Linked DNA regions of Homo sapiens: region 1 is linked to region 2. Evidence: read pairs that join two places in POLR2A ChIA-PET (ENCODE). Cell type or tissue: GM12878. All regions are shown on one strand. Links, peaks and the distances in the headings refer to the core of each region. The heading gives the core; the rest is flanking DNA.

Region 1 (4,519 bases), core at 234-4,233, 50 kb after region 2:
AGGCAGGAGAATCGCTTGAACCCGGGAGGCAGAGGTTGCAGTGAGCTGAGATCGCACCATTGCAATCCAGCCTGGGCGACGAGAGCAAAACTCCGTCTCAAAAAATAAATAAATAAATAAGTTTCCTAAAGCCTCAGCAACAAGGTTAATGCAGGCATTGAAAAGCTAGATGCGTCAACAGCAGTGGCCCTGATTCACAATGGCAGAAATGTGAAAGCGACCAAGTGCCCGTAGATGGATGAATACACAGGCAAAATGTGCTCCCTCCATACAATGGAACATGATTCAGCCTTAAAAAGGAAAGAATTTCCGACACAGGCTACCACGTGGATGAACCTTGAGGACAACATGCTCAGTGAAATAAGCCAGGCACAAAAGGATAAATCCCGTCTGATTCCACTCACAGGAGGTCCCTACAGTCATCACATTCATAGAGACAGAAAATAGGATGGTAGGTGCCAGGGGGCTGGGAGAGGGAGATGGTGGAGTGAGTGTTTCATGGGGACAGAGTTTCAGTTTGGGAGGATGAGAAAGTTTGGGAGATGGTGGTGGTGATGGTTGCAAAACCACGTGAACGTGCTTAATGCCACTGAAAACTGTGGACTTAAAATGGTTAAGATGGGGCCAGGCGCGGTGGCACTCACCTGTAATCCCAGCACTTTGCGAGGCTGAGGTGGGTGTATTGCTCGAGGCCAGGGGTTTGAGACCATCCTGGCCAACATGGCAAAGCCCCCTCTGTCCTGAAAATACAAAACTTAGCCGGGCATGGTGGCTGGTGCCTATAAGTCCCAGTCACTCGGAAGGCTGAGGCAGGAGAATCATTTGAATCCAGGAGGCGGAGGTTGCAGTGAGCTGAGATCACACCACTGCCCCCCAGCCTAGGTGGCAGAGCAAGACTCCATCTCAAAAAAAAAAAAAGTTAAGATGAAAAATTTATTCTATGTGTATTTTATCACAATACAAGAAATTGAAGAGGGGAAAGAAAGCTGAAGCTGAGTTGCTCTCAAAGACAGGGGCAACAGTTCAAAAAACAATCATTTTTTGGCCCCCTGGGGATACTGCTACTAATGGATGGCTGAGATATATACCACATGCCAGGAACCCGGTACCCCGGGAAGTGTTAGTCGCACCTTCTCCGGGTAACAAAACCCCCAGTACTGGAAAAACAAGCCCGGTTCTTTTTATTGTTTTGTTTTGTGTTCATTTTTGTTTTTGTTTTCTTTTGTTTTTGAGATAGAGTCTCAGTTTGTCACCCAGGCTGGAGCTCAGTGGCATGAACAGGGCTCAGTGCAGCTTCGACCTCCTGGACACAAAAGCCTGGTTCTTAATAGCAAAGCAATTTTTAATTCACTCAAAACATCAGGCACAGCCAGGCACAGCCAGGCACAGTGGCCGATGCATGTAATCCCAGCACTTTGGGAAGCCGAGGTGCTTGAGCTCAGAAATTTGAGACCAGCCTGACCAACATGGCCAAACCCTGTCTCTACAACATACACAAAACTTAGCTAGGTGTTGGCCAGGCACGGTGGCTCACCCCTGTAATCCCAGCACTTTGGGAGGCCAAGGCGGGCAGATCACCTGAGGTCGGGAGTTCGAGACCAGCCTGGCCAACATGGAGAAATCCCATCTCTACTAAAAATACAAAATTAGCTGGGTGTGGTGGCGCATGCCTGTAATCCTAGCTACTCGGGAGGCTGAGGCAGGAGAATCGCTTGAAGCCAGGAGGCAGAAATTGCGGTGAGCCAAGATCATGCCATTGCACTCCAGCCTGGGCAACAAAAGCGAAACTCCATCTCAAAAAAAAAAAAAAAAAAGTAGCCGGATGTGGTGACACCTGTAATCCCAGCTACTTGGGAGGCTGAGGCAGGAAAATTGCTTGAACCTAGGAGGTGGAGGTTGCAGTGAGCCGAGATTGTGCCACTGTACTCCAGCCTGGGTGACAGAACGAGACTCTGTCTCAAAAACAAACAAACAAACAAACAACAGCAACAACAACTGAACACCCAGCAGGGAGCAGGAGACTCAATTGCAGATAACACCATTCTGGATATTTTGTCTAAAACAGATACAAAAATAAATTCATAGAGGAATGTCTTAAATTATATCTCAAGATAGGTAGGCCTAGAGCTTTTCAAACAAGCACTACATTTGGAAAACTCAGTAATAGAATAAAAGAATGTTCACTGTTTCCCCTGGTGTCCCAGCTAGAAGCAGCTCACTTGTTTCTAAACAGAGAGGACATCCTTCCCACTCCTCCAAAAAATCATAGCTTTTATTCTGGTGTATGTCTTGCATAAATTTGGCACAAACCCCAGTTCTGTCTTTTATTAGCTGTGTGGCTCTGGGCAAGTTAAGTAACCTCTCTGGTCATAGTTTAGCTTCTCCTTGCCCCTGACCTACAATATTCTCAGGATTTTTCCACAGTGCAATAATAACGGTCCCCTCTCCCACCACCCTTCACTAACCCATCTTCCTTTTTCAACTATCCCACTCCCGATTTCCAACCATCCAACATGTCCCATGGAAGGACTCATGCTGGGGGCTCCAAGGGAGTCCTCACAGACAATTCCAAGGATTCTATTTAGGTCTATTTAAGGACTCACTCACTCTGGGTGGCTTCCCCAGAGCGTTGGGCTCAGATAAGAAGATCCTCCTTTCTCCCCTCCCTTCTATCTTTTGTGATACAACCCTCAAGCCACCCACTTAACTTCTTCCCACCTCCATCGCATGTTCCCTAGTTCTTCCCAGGGAAATGTGAAAAGAAGTCCATGAAACAACAAACAAGTAATGTGTGAATGTGGAATTGCCTCCTTGAGCATGAAAACATGATAAAACTACCATGATCAGAACAGTCACTACCATGATCAGAACAGTCACCGCTCTGTGGCATGGAGAGGCAGATCTATGGACACACCAGAAACAGACCCCAAAGCAATGGCAAAGAGGTAGATTTCTATAATCAACAGCTGTCTGAGGCCCCCAGTTAGCTATTTGGGAGAGAAACGAAACGCCCGTTGAGTCACACACACAAACAGATCTCAAGTAGTGAGGATGAATTTTTTTAGATAATAATAATTAAAATATAGGCTGGGCGCGGTGGCTCACGCCTGTAATCCCAACACTTTGGGAGGCCGAGGTGGGTGGATCACCTGAGAGTTCGAGACCAGCCTGGTCAACGTAGTGAAATCTCGTCTCTACTAACAATACAAAAATTAGCTGGGCTTGGTGGTGGGTGCCTGTAATCCCAGCTACTTGGGAGGCTGGGGCAGGAGAACCGCTTGAACCCGGGAGGCAGAGGTTGCAGTGAGCCGAGATTGCACCATCGCACTCCAGTCTTAACAACAAGAGTGAAACTCCATCTCAAAAAAAAAAAAAAAATTAAAATATAAAATGTAGAGAAAAAAAACCTTTCATGGGTAGAAGAAGACTTTCTAAGTGTAAAGTACAGAAGTGGCACACTGAAATCCAGCTCTGAACTCCATAAACATTTTAAGCTTCTCCAGCAAAACACTTCCCAGAGCATTTAAACCACTGAACAACAAAAACAACAAAATGCAATTGGCAAAGGGTTAGTAGCCTTCACTGATGAAAACCACATACAGATTAATTTTGCAAAAGCTACTGAGGTACTAAAAGACAAATGGGCAAAGGATATGAACAGGAAGAGAAAACTCAAATGATAAATAAACATGTTTTAAAAGGTTCAACCCCGATAGCAATCAAAGAAATGCAAATAGAAACAATGACAACACGTCAGCTCCTCCCTCCCGCAGTAAATTATGAAAGATTTTTCAAATAACACTCAAAGCTGGCCAAGGTGTTCCCTCTCCTCCAAAGCTAGGAGGAGTGGCCGTTGGCACAACATTTCCGGAACACCATTTGTCAATCTGCACCAAGAGCCTCTGACCCAGAAATTGCACTTCTGGAAAGCAAGCCTAAAGAAACAACTGCTAGATAAAGCTTTGACTCTAAAATGTTCATCACTCTCTTTGTGAAAACTAGAAATTATCTTTTTTTTTTTTTTTTTTTGAGAAGGAGTTTCCCTCTGGTTGCCCAGGGTGGAGTGCAATGGCACAATCTCGGCTCACTGCAACCTCCGCCTCCCGGGTTCAAGTGATTCTCCTGCCTCAGCCTCCCAAGTAGCTGGGACTACAGGCGTGCACCGCCACGCCCGGCTAATTTTGTATTTTTAGTAGAGATGGGGTTTCACCGTGTTGGTCAGGTTGGTCTCGAACTCCTGACCTCAAGTGGTCCACCCGCCTCAGCCTCCCCAAGTGCTGGGATTACAGGCCTGAGCCACCGTGCCCGGCCTGGAAATCATCTTAATGCCCAATAACAGGAATGGTTAAGGAAACCTTCAGTAGACACGACAGATTCCTGAAGATCACTAGAAGGAACAACCCCCAATAAACTACTCTCGGCGACATGCGTTGTGGAATAAGATGAATGTTTTGCTTTTTTTTCGTTTACAAGTGTCTTTTTCCAAATGTCTATTATAAGCAATATCACTTCTATAATC
Region 2 (4,238 bases), core at 239-4,238:
TGCAGGGTGCTGAGCAGTATCCCTGGCCTCCACCCACTCCATGTCAGGAGCATCTCCCCCCACCCCGACGTGTGACAACCACAGATGTCCCCAGAAATATCCAGACCCACCCTAGGGTGAGAACCACTTGGTGAGCGAGACTCTTGCCAGAGCCAGAGGGAAATCATCAAAGCCGATGGGGCTGAAATGGTTAAGTTGGTCCATCTGTCTGTCTGTTCATCAGGCCCTGATTTATAGCTTTGGGGGCTCCAGCACCCCATTCCCCTGGCTTCCCCACAGTCACACTGCCATTCCCCATCATCCCCGGGACCCAAGCCCTGCGATTCCCGCTCAGCTCCCACCTAGCAGACACATGTTGAATCGAATGCCCATTCATCTGTCCAAGATTTGCTGAGGGTCTGCCATGTTTTGGAGGCGCTTCAATAGCGACAAGACATCGTGGACCTTGACCTCATGGTGCTTCCAGTCTAGCAGGCAGGCAGGCAGAATCAGAGAGAAAATTTTTCTTTAAATTTATTTTTGGGTTTTTTTGAGATGGAGTTTCACTCTTGTTGCCCAGGCTGGAGTGCAATGGCATGATCTCGGCTCACTGCAAGCTCTACCTCCCGGGTTCAAGCGATTCTCCTGCCTCAGCCTCCCAAGTAGTTGGGACTACAGGCACCCACCCCCACGTCCTGCTAATTTTTTGTATTTTTAGTAAAGACGGGGCTTCACCATGTTGGCCAGGCTGGTCTCGAACTCCTGACCTCAGGTGATCCACCAACCTCAGCCTCCCAAAGTGCTGGGATTACAGGTGTGAGCTACTGTGTCCAGCCAGAGAGAAAGTTCCATCTGCTTCTGTACCACCCTCTAGCAGCCCTCTCCAGCCCCGCCCCCTCAGTGAATTCCTACAGCACACAAGGATCCCAGGCCAGCAATTAGAGTCCTTTTTCAGCTCTGTTTAAAATGTGAGGCTTAGAATAACAGTGAAGATGCTTTAAACCACTACAGGGGGCCGGGCGCGGTGGCTCACGCCTGTAATCCCAGCACTTTGGGAGGCCGAAGTGGGCGGATCACGAGGTCAGGAGATCGAGACCATCCTGGCTAACACGGTGAAACCCTGTCTCTACTAAAAATACAAAAATTAGCTGGGCGTGGTGGAGCACGTCTGTAGTCCCAGCTACTTGGCAGGCTGAGGCAGGAGAATCGCTTGAACCCGGGAGGCGGAGGTTGCAGTGAGCCAAGATCGCACCATTGCACTCCAGCCTGGGCTACAGAGCGACTCCATCTCAAAAAAAAAAAAAAAAAACAAACAAAAAACCCTACAGGGCACTGCAGGAACCCACCCTCCATAAAGTATGCAAAGAATTATTATGCAGCATTCACTTCCCCTTTGCTTCTCTCCCCCAAGGAATGCTCAAGATAAATTCTCTCTTGCAGGTCCTTTATTTATCAAGCCAAACAGCATCTCAGAGGGATAATTTATGCAACAAAGGTTGCAAATCATTTGCACATCTTCAAAGTATTATTGTCCATAGCCCAGTGCATGAGCGCCTCTAATTGTCTACAAAGAAAAGCAACACCTTCAACAACTCACGTCCAGCAGAGAAAGACTTCAGACAGGAAAAGTCAAATCACAAGTTAAAAAGTCAGAACTGGCTGGGCACAGTGGCTCACGCCTGTCATCCCAGCCCTTTGGGAGGCTGAGGCTGGTGAGTCACGAAGTCAGGAGTTCGAGACCAGCCTGACCAACATGGTGAAACCCCATCTCTAGTAAAGATACAAAAAATTAGCCAGGCGTGGTGGTGCACGCCTGCAATCTCAGCTACGCGGGAGGGCTGAGGCAGGAGAATCGCTTGAACCCGGGAGGCAGAGGTTTCAGTGAGCAGAGATTGTGCCATTGCACTCCAGGCTAGGTGACAGGGCAAGACTTTGTCTCAAAAAAAAAAAGGAAATGGGATACAGACACTTTAACTTCCCAAAACCCAGACAGGTTGGCTGTTAGCAACCTGGGCGAGAAGTCTATGAACCAGCTTCACAATAAATGCCTTTTAAGGATGGCTATGTGATGAAGGTGTTTTCTCTTTGTGATTAAACGCCTTACTCATCTGAAGGGGGAAATTCCATTTAAGAAGTGAACCAGGTATGAGAAGAGACATTTTCCCCAGAGGGAGGCAATGACCTCTTTCCTCCCTGGGGCTCGGAACTTGTTTCTTCACACGTCCTCCCAGAACTCTAGTTCTTATTCCCCCCTGTGCTGGCCCTCCATAAACATTTGCTGAACAAATAAACCCATGATGGAAGGCAAGAGAAACTTCAAGACAAGACGGCTAGGCCGCCGACTGCCTAACTGGAGGGAACCAGATGTTAGCATTAAAGTTAAAAGTTAAAAGCCTTCCCAAGGTCACCAAGCGAGGTCTCTCTAACCTGGCCTGAGGTCCTCATTCTTCTCTACCCTGTTTACCCAGGATGGAAAAATGACATTCTCTGCTGGTGGGCTGGTTGTCCACGTGAGAGATTTCAACACAGCGTTTGGAGGTTTTAAACCTCTATCATCGCTGCAGCCCAAGGAACAAAATCAGGGGCCAGGTATGCATTAGGGGATTTGCAAATGCTGTCTTATTTCATCCACTCAATGACCATAGAGGAAGATATGATGATGACTTATCCCTCTTTTTATAGATGAGGAAACAGAGATGTTCAGTAGTTCCAAAGTTCCTTCCCTTCCCTTTTTTTCTTCCCTCCCTCCCTCCTCCCTCCCCTCCCTCCCTTTCCTTCCTTCCCTCCCTCCTTCCTTCCTTCTTCCCTCCGTCCCCACCTCCTTCCTTCCTTCCTTGTTCCCTCCCTTTTTTTTCCTTCCTTCCTTCCCCTCTCCCTCCCTCCTTTCTTCCTTCCTTCTTCCCTGTCTTCCCAGCTTCTTTCTTTCTTCAGGGTCTGCTTCTGTTGCCCAGGCTGGAGTGCAGTGGTGCAATCATAGCTCACTACAGCCTCGACCCCTGGGCTCAATGGATCTTCCTGCCTCAGCCTCCCGAGTAGCTGGGGCTACAGGCACACGCCACTGTGCCTGGCTAAATTTTTATTTTTTGTAGACAAAGGTCATACAGCAAAGAAGTGGAAGAACTAGGATTCGAACCCAGGACCATGGGCTCTGAGTCTGTGCTTGTTCATGGAAGCACCAGCCAGTTCAGACACTCCCAGGCCTTGCCCAGATGGTCAAATGCTTCAAACAAGGACACCAGGGAAGGTCACTGTTCCTCGTATTTATGCCCCTTGTGTCACTGTCTATATCTGGGGTTAAGAATCACTCCAAAAACACCACAATGATCTCCCAGACTCTCAATTCCAGCAGAGCAGACAGCCGTCCCCACCACCACCCCCTCCACCCACTCAGTCCTCTCTCGGTTCCACTTCAGGATGACTCGAAAGACAGAAAAAGACTCAAAGCAAAATGCCTAAAGCTTGGAAACGCCAGCAGCCCCTGAAAACTACCGAGCTTCCTTTTCCTGTATTTATTTATTTATTTATTTATTTTTTTGAGATGGAGTCTTGCTCTGTCACCCAGGCTGGAGTGCAGTGGCATGATCTTGGCTCACTGCAACCTTCGCCTCCCGGGTTCAAGTGATTCTCCTGCCTCAGTCTCCCGAGTAGCTTGAATTACAGGCGCATGCCACCACGCCTGGCTAATTTTTGTAATTTTTAGTAGAGACAGGGTTTTACCATGTTGGCCTGGCTGGTCTCAAACTCCTGACCTCAGGTGATCCACTCACCTTGGCCTCCCAAAGTGCTGGGATTACAGGCGTGAGCCACCACACCCAACCCTGAGTCTCCTTTTCTGATAACATCCTTCATTTCTGCTTCCTTCTGCTTCCTTCTCTGAACATATTCGAATCACAAAGCCCCAGCTCTGTTGGGAAATTCCGACGGGAATTGAAACAGGTTCCTAATCTCATGGTCTCACCTGAGGGAAAAGTGGCTAAGAAGATGGAAGCAGGCTGGGCACGGTGGCTCACGCCTATAATCCCAGCACTTTGGGAGGCCAAGGTGAGTGGACCACCTGAGGTCAGGAGTTCTAGATCAGCCTGACCAACATGGTGAAACCCCGTCTCTACTAAAAGTACAAAAAATTAGCCAGGTGTGGTGGCGTGCACCTGTAATCCCAGCTACTTGGGAGGCTGAGTCAAGAGAATTGCTTAAACCCAGGAGGCAGAGGTTGCAGTGAGCTGAGATCGTGCCATTGCACTCCAGCCTGGGCAAGAGAG

Evidence for each region. Peaks named below come from ENCODE experiments on the same cell type or tissue, not always from the same donor. Only the 100,000 strongest peaks of a DNase experiment are listed, where the experiment ranks them.
Region 1: POLR2A ChIA-PET joins it to region 2 with 7 read pairs; 10 of 35 experiments call an interaction of 5 or more read pairs at or near these places.

The regions. Positions count from the first base shown.
Region 1 is chr19:7,262,374-7,266,892 of GRCh38, forward strand. The region is part of intron 2 of INSR (insulin receptor); the gene reads right to left. Among named protein-coding and RNA genes, the nearest start is that of INSR, 30 kb to the right of the region's middle. In GM12878, for the core only: no CTCF peak of the experiment used is centred there; no DNase peak of the experiment used is centred there.
Region 2 is chr19:7,212,072-7,216,309 of GRCh38, forward strand. All of the region lies in intron 2 of INSR (insulin receptor), which reads right to left. Among named protein-coding and RNA genes, the nearest start is that of INSR, 80 kb to the right of the region's middle. RefSeq lists enhancers at 495-1,041, 1,042-1,587. In GM12878, for the core only: a CTCF peak has its summit at 1,536; a DNase peak (open chromatin) is centred at 2,098; H3K27ac peaks cover 2,697 bases.